Regions from separate parts of the Homo sapiens genome. Here region 2 is linked to region 1. Evidence: chromatin loops called from intact Hi-C (ENCODE). Cell type or tissue: endothelial cell of umbilical vein. All regions are shown on one strand.

The links. Peaks named below come from ENCODE experiments on the same cell type or tissue, not always from the same donor. Only the 100,000 strongest peaks of a DNase experiment are listed, where the experiment ranks them.
Region 2: it touches region 1 in a loop (6-fold over the local background); 10 of 110 quality-filtered maps call a loop at or near these places.

Annotation. Positions count from the first base shown.
Region 1 is chr19:28,326,551-28,334,550 of GRCh38, reverse strand. No RefSeq gene overlaps it. Among named protein-coding and RNA genes, the nearest start is that of ERVE-5, 280 kb to the left of the region's middle. In endothelial cell of umbilical vein, no CTCF peak of the experiment used is centred here; a DNase peak (open chromatin) is centred at 3,460; H3K27ac peaks cover 1,175 bases.
Region 2 is chr19:28,707,348-28,715,347 of GRCh38, reverse strand. It overlaps the pseudogene LOC100420587. Among named protein-coding and RNA genes, the nearest start is that of ERVE-5, 100 kb to the right of the region's middle. In endothelial cell of umbilical vein, a CTCF peak has its summit at 4,799 (motif pointing right); a DNase peak (open chromatin) is centred at 4,857.

The sequences.
Region 1 (8,000 bases):
GGATGCTCTGAGGAATATGGCGAAGGCCTCTTGGAGTTGTTTATGTGAGGTCGATGTTCCCAGCTGCTCTCTTTCCCGTTGGTGGAAGCTTGTCTAGAGGATGGGACATCTCCCCAGCACTTCTCTGCTGCTCCTGTGTTCCTGTGGCTGAGTTCCCACCTGCCTGTCTCCTCCCCTGCTGGCAGTGTTGGAGAAGCTGCGGTGCAGAAAAGGAAAAAGCTCAGTGTGCACTTAGGCAGGATACTGTCAGTCTGATGAGGATCAAAACCACTGCAAATTCAGGAGTGCAGCCGAGGTGTGAGGCGGGCACACAGGTGTCCTCTCCAGGATATGAGACATGTGTGACCTATCTGGTCATCTGTTTGGAAGCCCTGTGCCAAGCCCCTGCCATCTGGGGCAGATGGGGAAACATATCCCTCCACCATGGGTTGGAGGGCGCCCTGCTTCTGAGCCTCTGTGTGTTTGGAGTTTTTGTGCTCATGAGCGCTCCATGAGGTTGCCTGGCATGGTCAGCCTAGACGTCCCATGCAGCTTGATGTTTTTTCCAGTTTCCTGGCCCCTGCCTGGCTCCCACTAGAGAGGCCAAGCCAGGTCAATCTGCTCTTAGAGACCCCCAAACTCTCTGCAGTTTCTGCTTTTCTCCCTACTTGGCTCAGAACAGGGGGTGGGGAAGTGGTGGCAGAGTACAAGCATCACTTTGTCAGAAAGTCTGAAGGTCCTGGCATCCTGGCTTTCTTTCTCCAAAATCAAGGAATCTTTTCTAGTTCTGAGAATGAAACACTGTTGTTTCTGATTGCCATTATTCTATGCTTTGAGTTCCTTGGGGCTTAAACTTTAAGACTTAGAATGAAGAAATCACTCCTGCCTTAGGCTGGCTTCCTCCTAGGAGCAGACTCTGAGAAGGTTTATTTGGGAGGTGGTTCTGGGAAGTGCTGGTAGAGAAGTAGGGAAGGGCAGAGAAAGCAGCCAGCAAAATGTGTGTCATCAAACCAGTAATCACTGTGAGTGGCTGCTTAATCCTGCTGGGGAGTTCTGAGAGCTGGCATAGAATGCAAGCCTCCTGCAGCCATGAAAAAGAACAAAATCATTTCCTGTCCAGTGACATGGGTGCAGCTGCAGGCCATTATCCTAAGAGAATTAAGGCAGAAACAGAAAACCAAATACTGCACGTTCTCACTTATAAGTGGGAGGTGAGCATTGGGTACACAGAGACACAAAGAGCAGAACAATAGACACTGGGGAGGAAGGAAGGGAGGCAAGGGCTGGAAAACTACCTATTGAGTGCTAGGCCCACTACTTGGACAATGGGATCACTAGAAGCCCAAACCGCATCATCATGCAGTATACCCATGTAATACATCTGTACATGTACCCCTTGAATCTAAAACTTGAAACAAATTTAGAACATTGTTCTATAAAAAGGGGGAATACAAGCCCCTAAGTTATTTCACCTGACAGGTGAGGGAGCTGGGGTATTTATCTACCAGTTTGCATTAGTTATTGGATGACAGCTGCTTATAGAAGTTATTTCTCTGGCACATTGGCCTCCCTTGGGTCTGGGAGGAGAAAGTTCTAAGGTAAAGGAATGCAGACATGGCAGCTGGATGTTGCACAGGGATGCCCAGAAGTGGCGAGGACTGAAGGGGCATGGATGCAGCATCAGTAGGGCCTACTTCAGCTCCCTTGCTTTTTCTTATTCTTCTATACTTTCTCCCACGCAGTTAACAAGAAATGGCCTGATGGTTGGAAAGGAAGAAAGGAATGAGATGCAATGAAATTCTGGGGGAAAAACTCTCAGTATGTCAAAATAGCATCCCAGTAATTTTCCTTATTGGGAAGGCTAATGGTGTCTTCCATGGGCAGGAGGACTGTGGGTTCATTTGTCTGATTTAAGGATCCAGAAAAATTTTCAAGGATGAAGTATTCATGCTGCCTGAAGGACCTGGAATTTGTCAGCCAGCACGTGGGTAGGTGTGGTTTCAGTTACACATTAACTGTGCAAGTTTAAGAAGATGGCTCAGCACTGTGGTTAAGGACTAGACCCCAGGGTCAGTCAGGCCTTAGTGCAAGCTCTGGCTTAGCTTCTAACTTGCTTTGTAAGCTTTGGCCTTACAAAGGCCTAGTTTCTCCTTCTCTAATATGAAAATAATAAAGTACCTTCATCGGCCAGGTGCGGTGGCTGATGCCTGTAATCCCAGCACTTTGGGAGGCCAAAGTGAGCAGATCACCTGAGGTCAGGTGTTCCAGACCAGCCTGGCTAACATGGTGAAACCTTGTCTCTACTAAAAATACAGAAATTAGTCGGGCATGGTGGCGGGCACCTGTAATCCCAGCTACTTGGGAGGCTGAGGTGGGAGAATCGCTTGAACCTGGGAGGCGGAGGTTGCAAGTGAGCCGAAATTGTGCCATTGCACTCCAGCCTGGGCGATAAGAGCAAATCTCCATCTAAAAAAAGTACAAAATAAAGTACCTTCCTCACAGAGTGGTTTGATAATCAAATGAGAGAGTGCATTTGGATAATGTATTAACACAGTGTCAGGTCCAGGGCATCAATACTGGACTTGTTAAGGCCCGGTTTTCAGCTGGCATGTGTTGGAGGTTTATGGCCAATGTCACTTCTGACTGTTGTTATTATATTACACCCCTCCCCGGTGGCGGTTGCAAGATTCCTGACACAGGAGGCCCATCACCCTAGACCTGCCAGCGTTCATTTGGCCTTGCCTCCATTTTTCACTCTGTATTTACATTTGTGGTAGCTGCCCCTGGTAATCGGCCTACCGCTTGGATCTGCACAGAGGGAAATGTCTGTCCTTTCCCCTGAGCACTGTCTGGGTTAGGAATGACCCCTGAGAGGAAGACTGTGCCTGATCTCACCTCCCTGGCAGTTGGAGGGAGTCAATCCCCTGCCTCTCGTGGGCTGGCTGCCTCTACTGGGCCTTGTCACTCATTGTCATTCCCACTGATGAAGTTGCTGGCTCATGGGAGCATTGCTTGCTTGAGAGACTGAGGAAAGGGGCTGAATTTTACTCAACTTTGACACATTGGAGTGTGAGAATTTACATGTTATTAGTAACAAGTCACTGCACCGAGCTACCATGGTAATACTCCCCCTTCTTTTCCTGGCCACTCTGCTCCTATCCCAGGACCTCATCAAGATCCCCTGTTAGGTAACACTGGCCCAGCAGAGGTCCCTAGACCCTGCCCCAGCACCTTGGCCAGCATCCATTCCTTAGGCCATTGGGGCCCACGCCTAGCTGTTAAGTATTTTGAACATCTCTCCTGGGTATATGGTAGATGCTCAGGAAGCAACTGCTGAATTAAATGTTCTATAGATGGTGGTCAACAAGGGTGATGTTTCTGATTAAAGAATACTCCCTGCTAGTCTCCTCTGGGAATATCCTTTTCTCTTTTATCTCTGCAAGTCCAAATCCTATTTTTTATGACTCAGGTCAAACAATAGAAAGTAAGAGCTGGATGGAATCAACTTTAATTCAACTTCCACAACTAAATAATAAGGAAATGAGTCCTGAGGCCAGGAAGTGATTCACCCAAAGTGCCAGAACTCCATAAAGCCTTTGGGAATTTTCTCACCAGCTGTGTAACCATGGGTGCCTGGAAATATTCCCCTTCCCAGCTGAATCCTTGAAGTTCCAGTTTATTAGGGGCCAAGAGAAAAACTCCACTTCTGAAGGTGTGTTAGTCCGTTTTCACACTGCTGAAATAGACATACCCAAGACTGGACAATTTACAAAAGATAGAGGTTTGATTGGACTTACAGTTCCATGTGGCTGGGGAAGCCTCACAATCAGGGTGGAAGGCAAGGAAGAGCAAGTTATGTCTTACATGTATGGCATCAGGAAAAGAGAGAGCTTGTGCAGAAAAGTTCCCATTTTTAAAACCATCAGATCTAGTGAGACTTATTCACTATCATGAGAACAGCATGGGAAAGACTTGCCCCCATGATTCAATTACCTTTCACCTGGTCCCTCCCACAACACCTGGAAATTCAAGATGAGATTTGGATGGGAACACAACCAAGCTGTATCATTTCACCCCAGCCCCTCCCAAATCTCATGTCCTCACATTTCAAAATGAATCATGGCTTCCCAATAGTCCCTCAAAGCCTTTACTCATTTCAGCATTAACTCAAAAGTCCACAGTCCAAATTCTCATCTGAGAAAAGGTAAGTCTTTTCTGACTATGAGCCTGTAAAATCAAAAGCAAGTTAGTTACTTCCTAGATACAATGTGGGTACAGGGATTAGGTAAATACAGCCATTCCAAATGGGAAAAAGTGGCCAAAACAAAGGGGACACAGGCCTCATGCAAGTCCAAAATCCAGTGGGGCAGTTAAGTCTTACAGCTCCAGAATGATCTCCTTTGACTCCATGTCTCACATCCAGGTCATGCTGATGCAAGAGGTGGGCTCACATGGCCTTGAGCAGCTCTGCCTCTGTGGCTTTGCAGGGTACAGCCTCCCTCACAACTGCTTTCACAGGCTGGTGTTGAGTGTCTTTGGCTTTTCCAGGCCCACAGTGTAAGCTGTCAGTGGATCTACCATTCTGGGTTCTGGAGGACAGTGGCCCTCTTTTCACAGCTCCAGTAGGAAGTGCCCTAGTTAAAACACTGTGTGGTGACTCTGACCCCATATTTTCCTTCCACACTGCCCTGGCAGAGGTTCTATATGAGGGACCCACCCCTGCAGCAAACTTCTGACTGGACATCCAGGCGTTTCCGTACATCCTCTGAAATCTAGGCAGAGGTTCCCAAACCCCAATTCTTGACAGTTGCCAAGGCTTGAGGCTTGCACCCTCTGAAGCCATGGCCCAGGCTCTTCATTGGCCCGTTTCAGTCATGGCTGGAGTGGCGAGGACACAAACACCAAGTCCCTATGCTTCATACAGCATAGGAACCCTGGGCCCATCCCATGAAACCACTGTTTCCTCCTAGGCCTTCAGGCCTGTGATGGGAGGGGCTGATGTGAAGACCTCTGACATGCCCTGGAGACATTTTCCCTATTGTCTTGGGGATTGACATTCAGCTCCTCCTTATGCAAATTTCTGCAGATGGCTTGAATTTCTCTTCAGAAAAAAAGATTTTCTTTTATATTGCATTGTCAGGCTGCAAATTTTCCAAACTTTTATGCTTTGTGTCCCTTTTGAAACTGAATGCCTTTAACAGCACCCAAGTCACCTCTTGAATTCTTTGCTGCTTAGAAATTTCTTCTGCCAGATACCCTAATCATCTCTCTCAAGTTCAAAGTTCCAAAAATCTCTAGGGCAGGTGCAAAATGCTGCCAGTCTCTTTGCTAAAACATAGCAAGAGTCATTTTTGCTTCAGTTCCCCACAAGTTCCTCATCTGCATCTGAGACCACTTCAACTTTGAACTTATTGTTCATATCATTATCCGCGTTTTTGTCAAACCCATCGAACAAGTCTCTTGGAAGTTCTAAACTTTCCCACATCTTCCTGTCTTCTGAATCCTCCAAACTGTTATAACCTCTGCCTGTTACCCAGTTCCAAAGTCACTTCCACATTTTCGGGTATCTTCTCAGCAGTGCTCCACTGCACTGGTGCCTATTTACTGTTCTAATGAACATTAGTCTGTCTAATGCTCATTAGTCTGTTTTCATGCTGCTGATAAAGGCACACTTGAGACTGGGAAATTTACAAAAGAAAGAGGTTTAATTAGACTTACAGTTCCACATGGCTGGGGAAGCCTCACAATCATGGTGGAAGGCAAGGAGGAGCAAGTAACGTCTTACGTGGATGGCAGCAGGCAAAGAGAGAGCTTGCACAAAAAAACTCTCATTTTTAAAACCATCAGATCTCATGAGACTTATTCACTATCATGAAGACAGCACAGGAAAGACTTGCCCCCATGATTCATTTACCTCCCACCGGGTCCCTCCCACAACACCTGGGAATTCAAGATGAGATTTAGTTGGGGACACAGCTATATCGGAAGGTTTGCAAAGAAAAAAATCAACCCACAAAAGTCAGACTAATTGGAGAAAAGGCATATAAATGTGTTAATGTGCACACAGGGAGAAAAACACAGAGTAAGGACTCCTACCTCCCAAAGGGGTTCAGAAGCTTACATGCCATCTTGAGGCTACAGAAAAAAATGGGACTTGCCATCAACTGTGGATTGGATAAAGAAATCTACATTTGTGGATTTACATGTTGTACATATATACCGTAGAATACTACACAGCCATAAAAAAGACGAAAGTCATGTTCTTTGCAGCAACATGGATGCAGCTGGAGGCCATTATCCTAAGCCTATTAATGCAGGAACAGAAAACCAAATACTGCATATTCTCACTTATAAGTGGGAGCTGAACATCAGGCACTCATTGACATAAAGATGGGAACGACAGACACTGGGGACGTTACAAGGGAAGGGAAGGGAAGGGGGGCAAGGGTTGAAACACTGTATATTGGGAACTATGCTCACTACCTGGGTGATGGGTTCAATCATGCTACATCCCCTGAATCTAAAATGAAAATTGAAATTAAATAAAAATAATTGGGGCTTGGATTGCGGCAAAACAAATTATGGTGGTAAAACAGGTGATGGGAGGGGGAGAAGATGAGGCCTGGCTAGCATAGGTAGGCTTGTTAAGTAGCTAAAACCTCACAGGTGGCTGCCCTCAGAGAGGGTAGGTGGTAGATGTCTTTTTTAGACCTTAAAAGGTGTCATGATCTCAGTGAATCTTTCCTAGATCCAGACAAGGACAAGGGGAGGCCTCAGAGAAAAACTCGCAGTATCAGTGCAGCTTCCCTACAGATGCAAATCTCCCCCCACAGAAGACAGCTTTGCAGGGAGACTTCTGTTTGCCAGATCTCTGAACAGCCATCTCAAATTATTTCAAAAATATATTTTGGGGTAAAATATTTGGTTTCCCTAACTGCTTACAATAGTGTGGCTAGATCCTGAAGAATTTACATAGATTGTAGCATCTCTAAGTGGCAGGTTCTGCCATCACCTCTACTGTAGAAGTGAGGAAACTGAAGCTCAGGGAGTTTAAGTCACTGGCCAAGTGCACGAAGCAAGTAGTTGGTGAAGCTCTTACTTGCTGTGCTTTGAATCTTCTTTTTCAGTTATACTCTTCCTTATGCCACACCTCCTTCAGACCTGGAGGGCAGGGCATCATCTCAGCGTGCCTCCCGCCCAGGCACAGTGGGAGGGAAGCATTAGTAAGGGCTTAGCAAGTGTTTAACGAGTAAAAGAATGAATGCTAAGAACGGCTGAACTGTGATATGAAGGTGGGATGTATTCACAGTTCATATTTACTTGGGTTGGTGGGGCACGGTACGCAGATGTTATAATTCTGGATGAAAATCGAAAAGCAATTCGTGAGTGCTTACAGAGAAGCCAGCATGGCCATCACTAGATAAAAGGGTACTTTTCCAGCCTGGAGATACAAATATCATCTTTGCAGGTTTGCACGGCTTTCCCCAAGTCTTTTTTGAAAACTCTGCATGACAGAAATTCTAAATGAGTTTCCTCTCAGTTACCAGATACTTTGGAAGGGAGCTCTTGCCCAGATTTGCCATGCAATTCGCTGCCGGAAAACTCCATCATCCTTACCTGTCTCAGAGGGCAAGTTTTCCCATCTAATTATCTGAAGCAGCAGCTGGGGATCTAAGTAAAAGCTGGAGGGTTTCCACACAATTGCTATAGACTAGCTGCCTGTCTTTTAAGATAGTGGCCTGACAATTTGAGGAGACACTGCAGAGTTCCTTAGCAATGTTGCCTCGACTGTGACCTACCAAAGCTATTTATATGTGGATAAAAATGCAATCCAAACTCAACAGTAGCTTATTTTTAGTTCTCCTGGAGTGAAAATGCCCCTATAAATTGCCAGTTCTGGCAACTTTGCCTGCAGTTTTTGATTTTATTTAAATGAATGCCCACTGTTGACAAGATATATTGATAAGCCCACGTCTTCAAGATCAACCCACAGATGTAAAACATGATCAGCTACTGCAGAG
Region 2 (8,000 bases), 380 kb before region 1:
CATCCTGGCTACTGCCTATGTTTGCTCAAGAACCTGGGGCTTAACAGTCAGCAAGTGACAAAGCCAGCCAGGCCTGTGTCCTTCCCTTCAGGGTGATGAGGTCCCCCAGGCTCCAGGTGGATCCAGAGGTGTCATCTTGAAGTCAGGGACTAGAGTCAAAGCCTTAGACGTCTACCTGGTGTTCTGTTGTACTGTGGCTGAGCTGACACTCAAACCACAAGATGCAGTCCTTCCCACTCTTCTGTCCGCTTTCCAAAAGCAGAGGAGCCTCACCCTGTAGCTACCACCATCCCAGGCCACAAGGACTACTGCCAGACTATTGCTGATGTTCCTGTAAGGCCCCAGGTCTCTCGACTCAGTTGGTGGTGAATGCTGCCTGGCCTGGGACTCACCCTTCAGGGCAGTGGGCTTCCCTCCCTCTGACCCAGGACAGGTCCAGAAATGCCATTCAAGAATCAAGTCCCAGAATTAGGGACACTAATAGCCCGCTGGGTACTCTACCCTGCTGTGGCTGTGCTAGTACCTAAGGTGAGAGACGAAGTCCCCTTTACTTTTCCCTCTGCTTTTCTCAAGCTGAAGGAGACTTGGCCTGTGGCCCACCACAGCTGGGAATGTGCTGAGTCTCCCCTGAAGCCAGCAAGTCTCAGTGGCTCATCAAGGCCCTTGACGTAGTACCTGGGTATAGCTGCTGGTTATTCAGGGTCCAAGGGGTCTTCAGTTGGCAGGCGATGAATGCTGGCAGGACTGGGTCCTTTCCTTCAAAGCAGTGGGTTCCTTGTAACCCAGGATGTGTCTAGAAATGTCATTGGGGGTTGGGAGTTAGGGCCTGGAATGCGGCATGGGGAAGCCTCACAACTCTGGCTGGTGACCTATCCTGCTGTGGCTGAGCTGGTATCCAAGATGGAAGATGAAGACCTCCCCACTCTTCCCCCTCCTCTTCTCAAGTGGAGGGATGGGGTCTCCTTTAGAGCTGTGAGCTGTGCAGTCTGGGTTTAGGGGAGGGGTGATGCCAGCACTCCGGTAGACACCCCAGCTGATGTCTCAGTAGGTTGTGTGCCCCCACCAAGTCCACTGTGTCTCTGTGTTTCTGGGCCCAGTTCAGCCCTAGGACTCACCTAAGAGTCGCAGTCCTTATGGCCTAGTGTGCCTGTCAAGTTTACTTAGAGACACAAAGTGCTTTAGCCCTCAGTGGCAAGGTTTGCAGGATCTCAAGTTTGGACTGCTGGGATGAGTGATTCCGCTCTGGCTGGGGCTGGTTTAAATGCCGCCTCCATAGGTGAGTGTCAGCTGAGTTTGGTCTAGTTTTCCTTTCTGCTGTGGCAGGACAGCTCAGTTTAATGCCTTACAATTGCAGTGCTCTCCCTCCTGCAGCACCCAGATATGCTCTCTGTACCACACAGGATGGTGGGTGAGGGGTGGCATCGGCGATTCAAGACTGTTTTTTCTATCTCTTCCATGCCTCTTTTCAGTGATATGAAGTTAAAACCAGGTGCTATAGGTGCTCACGTGATTTTTAGTTCTTACCAAAGAACTGGATAGTTGTTAAATTGGTGTCCTTGCACAGAGAATGATCAGAGGAGCCTTCTTTTCCACTACCTTGCTCTGCCTCCTCCATTCCCATCTTAACACACTCTCCTCTCAGCCTCTACGACAGCACTATTCATTTGGTGTCTCACCGGCTTGGTTTTCTAGTCATCTTGCCTAGCTCTTCTCTCATGCTCTAACTTTTTAGAGTGTTCGAGTTACCAAGGGATCAATCCTATTACTCTTCTTTTTCTCATCTACTCTACCTTGGAACCACATTATAATAACTTGGGGATTTTCCTTATAGACACATCCAACCACTACATGAAGAAGGAATGATAGAATATCCATATTTTGTAACCACTAATGAAATAAAGGTTGTAGGCAGTGATCCTCAATGACTGCTGTAATCTTTAGGTGAAAAACTAATAGAGAACTTCATAGTGGGTGAATCAGGCTGACAACACCTGAATCCATTGATCAGTCTTAACCTCACAAAAAGAGATGGCTAGGCGTTATAGAAGTCTTCACTTACTGTTGTCGACAGGTTCTTGGAAACTTCAACTTTAAGCGAAATTACAAAACCAATGTTACCATAGGCTAATAGATACAAACAAAAGTTAAAGTTCCTATGGCCTATTTCTGGTCACAAAAACATCACCAAACTTCTAAATAAAGACCAAAAACAATTTTAATCTTGAACATTGAAATAAATGTGAATCCTGTATACATATAAGAAAGATTATAAAAACAAAATAATTATTTACCCAATTTTTGGTGAATCAGTGAGTCACGGCAGTCATGGTGGTGGTTGGTCAAATTGAGGAATAAATGTCGGCAAAGTAAAAATTGTAAGGAGTACCCTTTACCACCACGTGGTTCAAACCGTCACCAACTTGATGGACTCGCTGAGTGATTTTATACTGCATTGTTTATTGTTGTGCATTTGTATGATTATTGTCTAATTTAAGATTTTTTATTTGACAATAATTCATATTCATTCTTTCATTTTCCAACCTGCTTATTCCAGTTCAGGGATGCAGGTGGCCAAAACCTATCATGGCAGCTTAGGGTGCAAGATAGGAACCAGCATGAGACACAATGCCACTTCATCCCAGGGTGCACTCACACCCACACTCAGACTGGGACGATGTCGACACACCAGTTCAGCTAGCATGCTCATCTTTCGTATGCACATCTTTATGATGTGGGAAGCCAGAGTACCTGTAGAAAACCCATGCAGACATAGGAAAAACATGAAAACTCCACACAGACTGCGACTATGGCCAGGAATTGATGTTTATTCCCTTATATAGTGAAAGGCATTCAATGAAAGGCTGATATTAGAGGACTTGCTATATGTGCTTCCCGATGCAAGTACATCATACCTCACTTGAAGTATTCCTGCCAAAAAGTCTTTCCTGAAGCCCATCAAGCTCTAGATCTTACTATCAGTTTACTAGAAAGGAAAGAAACAGAAAAACATGTTAAATGACCCCATGGATAAGTAATCAACAAAATTCAGTGTGTGTGAAACTATTAAATAAATTACAAGGGTAAAAAGAGCAAGGGGTAATGTATAGAATAAAAGTGATTTAAGAGACGCATCCATTAAGGGCCACAGCTGGCCTTGTTTGGATCCTAATTTGAACAAGTCAACTGTAAAACAACAACAGCAAAAGAGAAAATTAGGAAAATTTGAGTACTGACTGGATATTTGGTAATATTAAGAAATTAAAACTTTTTTGGCATAAGGATTTATTTTAGAGCTACATACTAAAAATTTGTGAATGATTTGATACATCTGAGATTTGCTTCAAAATAAGCCAGGGTCAGGATGATGAGAGGAGAGGAGCAGAGGGTAGGTTGGTGAGGTAGAGATGAAATAAGATTTCTCCCAAGTGGGTAATTCTTGAAGTTGGCTGATGGATACATGATATTCATGATACTATTTTATCTGTTGTATGTTTAGAATTTTTTGTAATAAAAATTTGTTAAAGTGCTTAGAGAGCTTTAAAAAACATGTGAATGCTAACCCCCTTCCCTCCGCAGATATCTGATTTATTGGTCTGGGATAGGGAATCAATTTTTTAAAGTATCCCGGGGGACCCTAATGTGCAACCAGGGTTGAGAACTGCTGCTTTATATTATGTCCCTAGATGATCTCATTTACTGCTTTAAAACTATTAATATGCTGACACCTCCCAGATTTATGTCTCTAGCCCTGACCTTTCCCTGGATCTCTGGGCTTGTATATTTCTCTGTACATTTGACGTCATTACTGGGAGGTCAGATAGGCATCTCAGCCTGAACATGGCAAAGACACAACTCTTCATTTTGAACCCCAAACCTGTTTCTCTCCCAGTGTTTTCTATCTCAACAAATGGAACTACTACCTGCCCAGTTAGAGATGGTCAATAAATACTACTTCTGATAAAAAGAAAGTTTTAAAAAAATGAGTGTTATAGAAAAACCCCTCTAGCTGATTCAAAGAAGGTCTTTATCTTGTGTGACTCAACTGATAACCATAGCAAATATGCAGCATTCTCTGAGATATGAGAATTGCTTTGATTTATTCTTTAGCTCTCATCCCTCCAGAATCCTAACATTTGGAGCCAGTGATTAAATTTGAATGATATTAAGTTATTTTTCAGGTTTTTCTACCAGAACATTTGGAAGAGTTGGGATGAAGAAAAGGATGATGCATATGATTGTTTTGTCAGACGTGTTAAACCTCAATTGAGATTGTGTTTATTACTGACCTTGTACATATTGAAAAAATAGTTACCATGGCTTAATTTTACCTTTGTGAGACACACACATGCGCAATGCACGCACACACACACATACACACACACATACACACGCACATACTCTTACTCCAAGGGCCTATAGACAGAAATAGACCAATATACAAATAGTGCAGCCCCTTTTCAAGTTATTAAATGAAACGAACAAGTGCAGAGAAACCTGCTTTAACTGTTTATAAACTAAGCCTAAAATCAGGAGGTTTGTGAACATCTATTTAATGACAATTGTTTGAAAAACAAAGAACTTATTTGCATTATAGAGACTTTTTTGCTTGAAACTTAAATAATACTTTTTTTTTAAAGTATATGGCTTTACTCTAAGTTCCTATAGTAAAACATACTAGGTTAAACTAACAGATGAATCAAAAATACCTAAACGCATTCTTCTAATTTATCATATTTTGACAAGGAAAAGCTTTTCCGTTCAAAAATACCAAAATTAATCATGCAACCTAAATTAAGTAGTTGTTCTATGCTGATCTTGTTACATGCGACACTTATCTTTCCACTAGATGGTGCTGTAAGACCAGTAATTTTCTCCTGTATTCCTGAGCAGTAAATTAACAGGCAATGCTGCAATAAAATTAGAACTCACACTAAAAAGAATTGTAGAAGGTAATTTGTTTTTCCTATGTGAAAGATGATTTGACATTATATAAGACAAGGCCTTTACATTTTCATGCAGTTTGATTTGATTTAGTAAGTTTCTCTTGGTTTAAATAGTAAATAATAACAAAATTTTTTAAAAAATGAAAATCTGGTTAATGGTTCTACCTGGTTTACAATTATGTATGTCTGATTTCAGCTTTCATAAGTTGACTGTGATTTCTACCTTTCTAATTTTTCTATTGTGCATTTCCTATTTTTCTATAGTGTGTTCAGTACAATCCCAGAACATCAAAAAGCTTGAATATTTTCTAGGTTTGATACACTTGCTCTTAAAGAGCAGTGATTGGTTTTGATTGAAGTAGAATGTAATGGTAGGTAAATATAATGCATATCTGGCAAATTTGATCTGTATGTGGACAAAAAAAATTGTATTCTGATTTGAGAGCCTTGCATGTGTGGACAAGTAATGATCTCCATACATGCCTTGTACATCACTGGCAGATGGGACAGCATAAGGGAGGAATTGTCTTTAGTTACGGAGAAGAAACTGTGGCACTTGATGGAGAAACTGGAATGTTATCACATGTATGCAGACTCTAAAAAGGTTCCTGGGCTAAGATAGGAGTAGAGCTATCAGCAGGCAAGATCAAATCACTGTCTTGATTTTGCACCATGTGGCAAATATTTTTCCTTTCTAATTCAAAACACACTACTTCAGAACTTAGGGGTCTGAAGATGATGTTGGTTCACTGGTTCTAGACTGTAAAGTATCAATCTAATGAGAAGAAATAAGCTAACTTGCATGGATATTGGAAATGCTAAGAAACTTATTTTAAAATTTTAGTCTTAATCTTCGCAACTTAATAGACCAGTGGTTTGGTTCGTAATTTCTTATTTGCAAAGTAGATTTCTAGAGTATCTTTAAATGAGTGTGGATAACCAAAGTAGACAAAATCCTTACTTTTTCAAGCTTTACCCAATCCATTTACTTGGAAAAGCAAGAAAATAAAATCTTCTGTTCATTTTAAATATTGAGTGTTCACCATAATTTGATATGAATTAGGATTTTGTTCAGCTTTCTCCCCTCCCCCCATCTTCTTAAGAGCATGACGAAGTTAAAAAAATAATAATCTAAGACAATAGTTCTCAACCTTGGCTACACATTACATGCTTGGGGAACTTTAAAAAATACCTCTCCACTTTCAGAGGCCCGTTTTTATTGCTCTGGATGTTGGCCTGAGCATCTGTATTTTTGAAAGATCCTAGGTGATTCTAATATTCATCAGAATTGAGAAGCTCTAACCTAAGGCACAGCTAGTTGATATACATTTAACTGAAAAATAAAGCAATTATTTTAAAACTACAGGTAATGGCAATATTTTATTTTATTGTTAAACCCATTAATTTAATATCTATTGACTGTACATTTATAAATTATTTTATTACATTGAGACATACTTTTTGTTCTGTCATTATATTTGAGAATTTATGTAAATGAATAAATTTCAAGTGCCAGTAAGGTGGTCCAGTACAAGGTTATTTTGTGTTAATCATTCTCTAATAATGACAGCATTTTTTTCCCCTCAAAATCTCAAAGGTTTATTTTTTTGAAATCCCCTGGTCTTTCTCTGGGAATATTCAACATAATTTTGTGCCTATATAGTGCTTTAAATGTAAGGAAGGACTAGACAGTTTGAGTCATTTCTAATTTTTGATCCTATAAATATGGTAATCTTTTAAAACATTTTAAAATCACATTCAGATCTCTGAAAAACATGGCAGTCTTAACCATTGTGAAACAATTTACTTCCCTCTATACCCCTACTCCCCAGTTGGCCCTTGCCACCCACTCCTTATTAAGATTTTGAATCTAATATATGAGAAGAAAATAATTTCTTATTAAATAATGATTACAAATTGTACAATATGAACTTTAGGTAATTCTAAAGCACAAATGTTTGGATCTAAGAAAAAACAATTCCTCAAAAGAAGAAAAATTAATGACTTCAATGAAGTGGTGTTTGAAACTTTCAACAGTTACCACTTAGAGTACTATTCAGAGAGACTTAACATGTACCTGAGTTATAAAGCACTTTTCTTAGTGGGTCTTTGAGGACTCCATGGGCTTTCTTAATGAGAAAAAATGTGTCTGAAAGGCAATGGATTTCAGTTTGCTTTTAAACTCTCAGGGATTATGACATTCTTGAAAACTGAGTTCCTTCAGGACGTGACTACCACAATCTGTTGTCTCAATGTGAGGAGAGTTACAGCAAATTTTTTAATCTGAGAAGCAGTTTGGCAAATTGTAGCTCTGAGCAGGAAAATATCTCCATGGTTGAAGGGTTAAAATTGTATTCAGAGATTGAACAGGTGAAGCAAAAGCTAAAACTCATGGAGAGTCCTTTGTTGAGGTATGTGTGCCTTTGTAATTCTTAGCTAGTTAGCATCTTTTCTTCCTTGCTATCTTACTGAGAACTGTTAGGTCTGTTTGGTTTCTTCATGGTATGTGTTTGGTTATCAGAATTCTAACATCTAAGCAAAGGGTGTCCATCCAGTTGTCAGAAGTTCCACCCATGAGATCTCCTCCACCATGATGACTGGTCTGCTGTGGACCCTACTCATGGACAGGCTTTGCCAGGTGCCTTGGGGGAAGATATAGAAATTCAGGTAAAAGAAGAGTGTCTTGCTGCAAGTGGCTTTTTTCCTTCTGATTCACCATAGGTTTTCATGAATTCTACACAGAGCTTCCCAGAGGTGGTTTTCTGTTAAATAGGAAGTAGTGAGAACCCTGCCTTTCATCAGCAGTAGCCACTTACCAGGCATGCATTAGGTTCAGTCCACTACCAAAGGAGATGCTTCAGCGTGCAGTGTTGGCTCCATTTTCAGAGTGAGACATGAAGGCACTTGGAATAATACTCGAGTTGCTTTGTGGGGTTGTATATTTGTCACTTTGCACACTGCCTATAAATACCTGATAAAGAAAAGAGGTTTAATTGGCTCACAGTTCTGCAGGTTATAAGGACACATGGCAGGGGAGGCCTCAGGAAACTTACAATC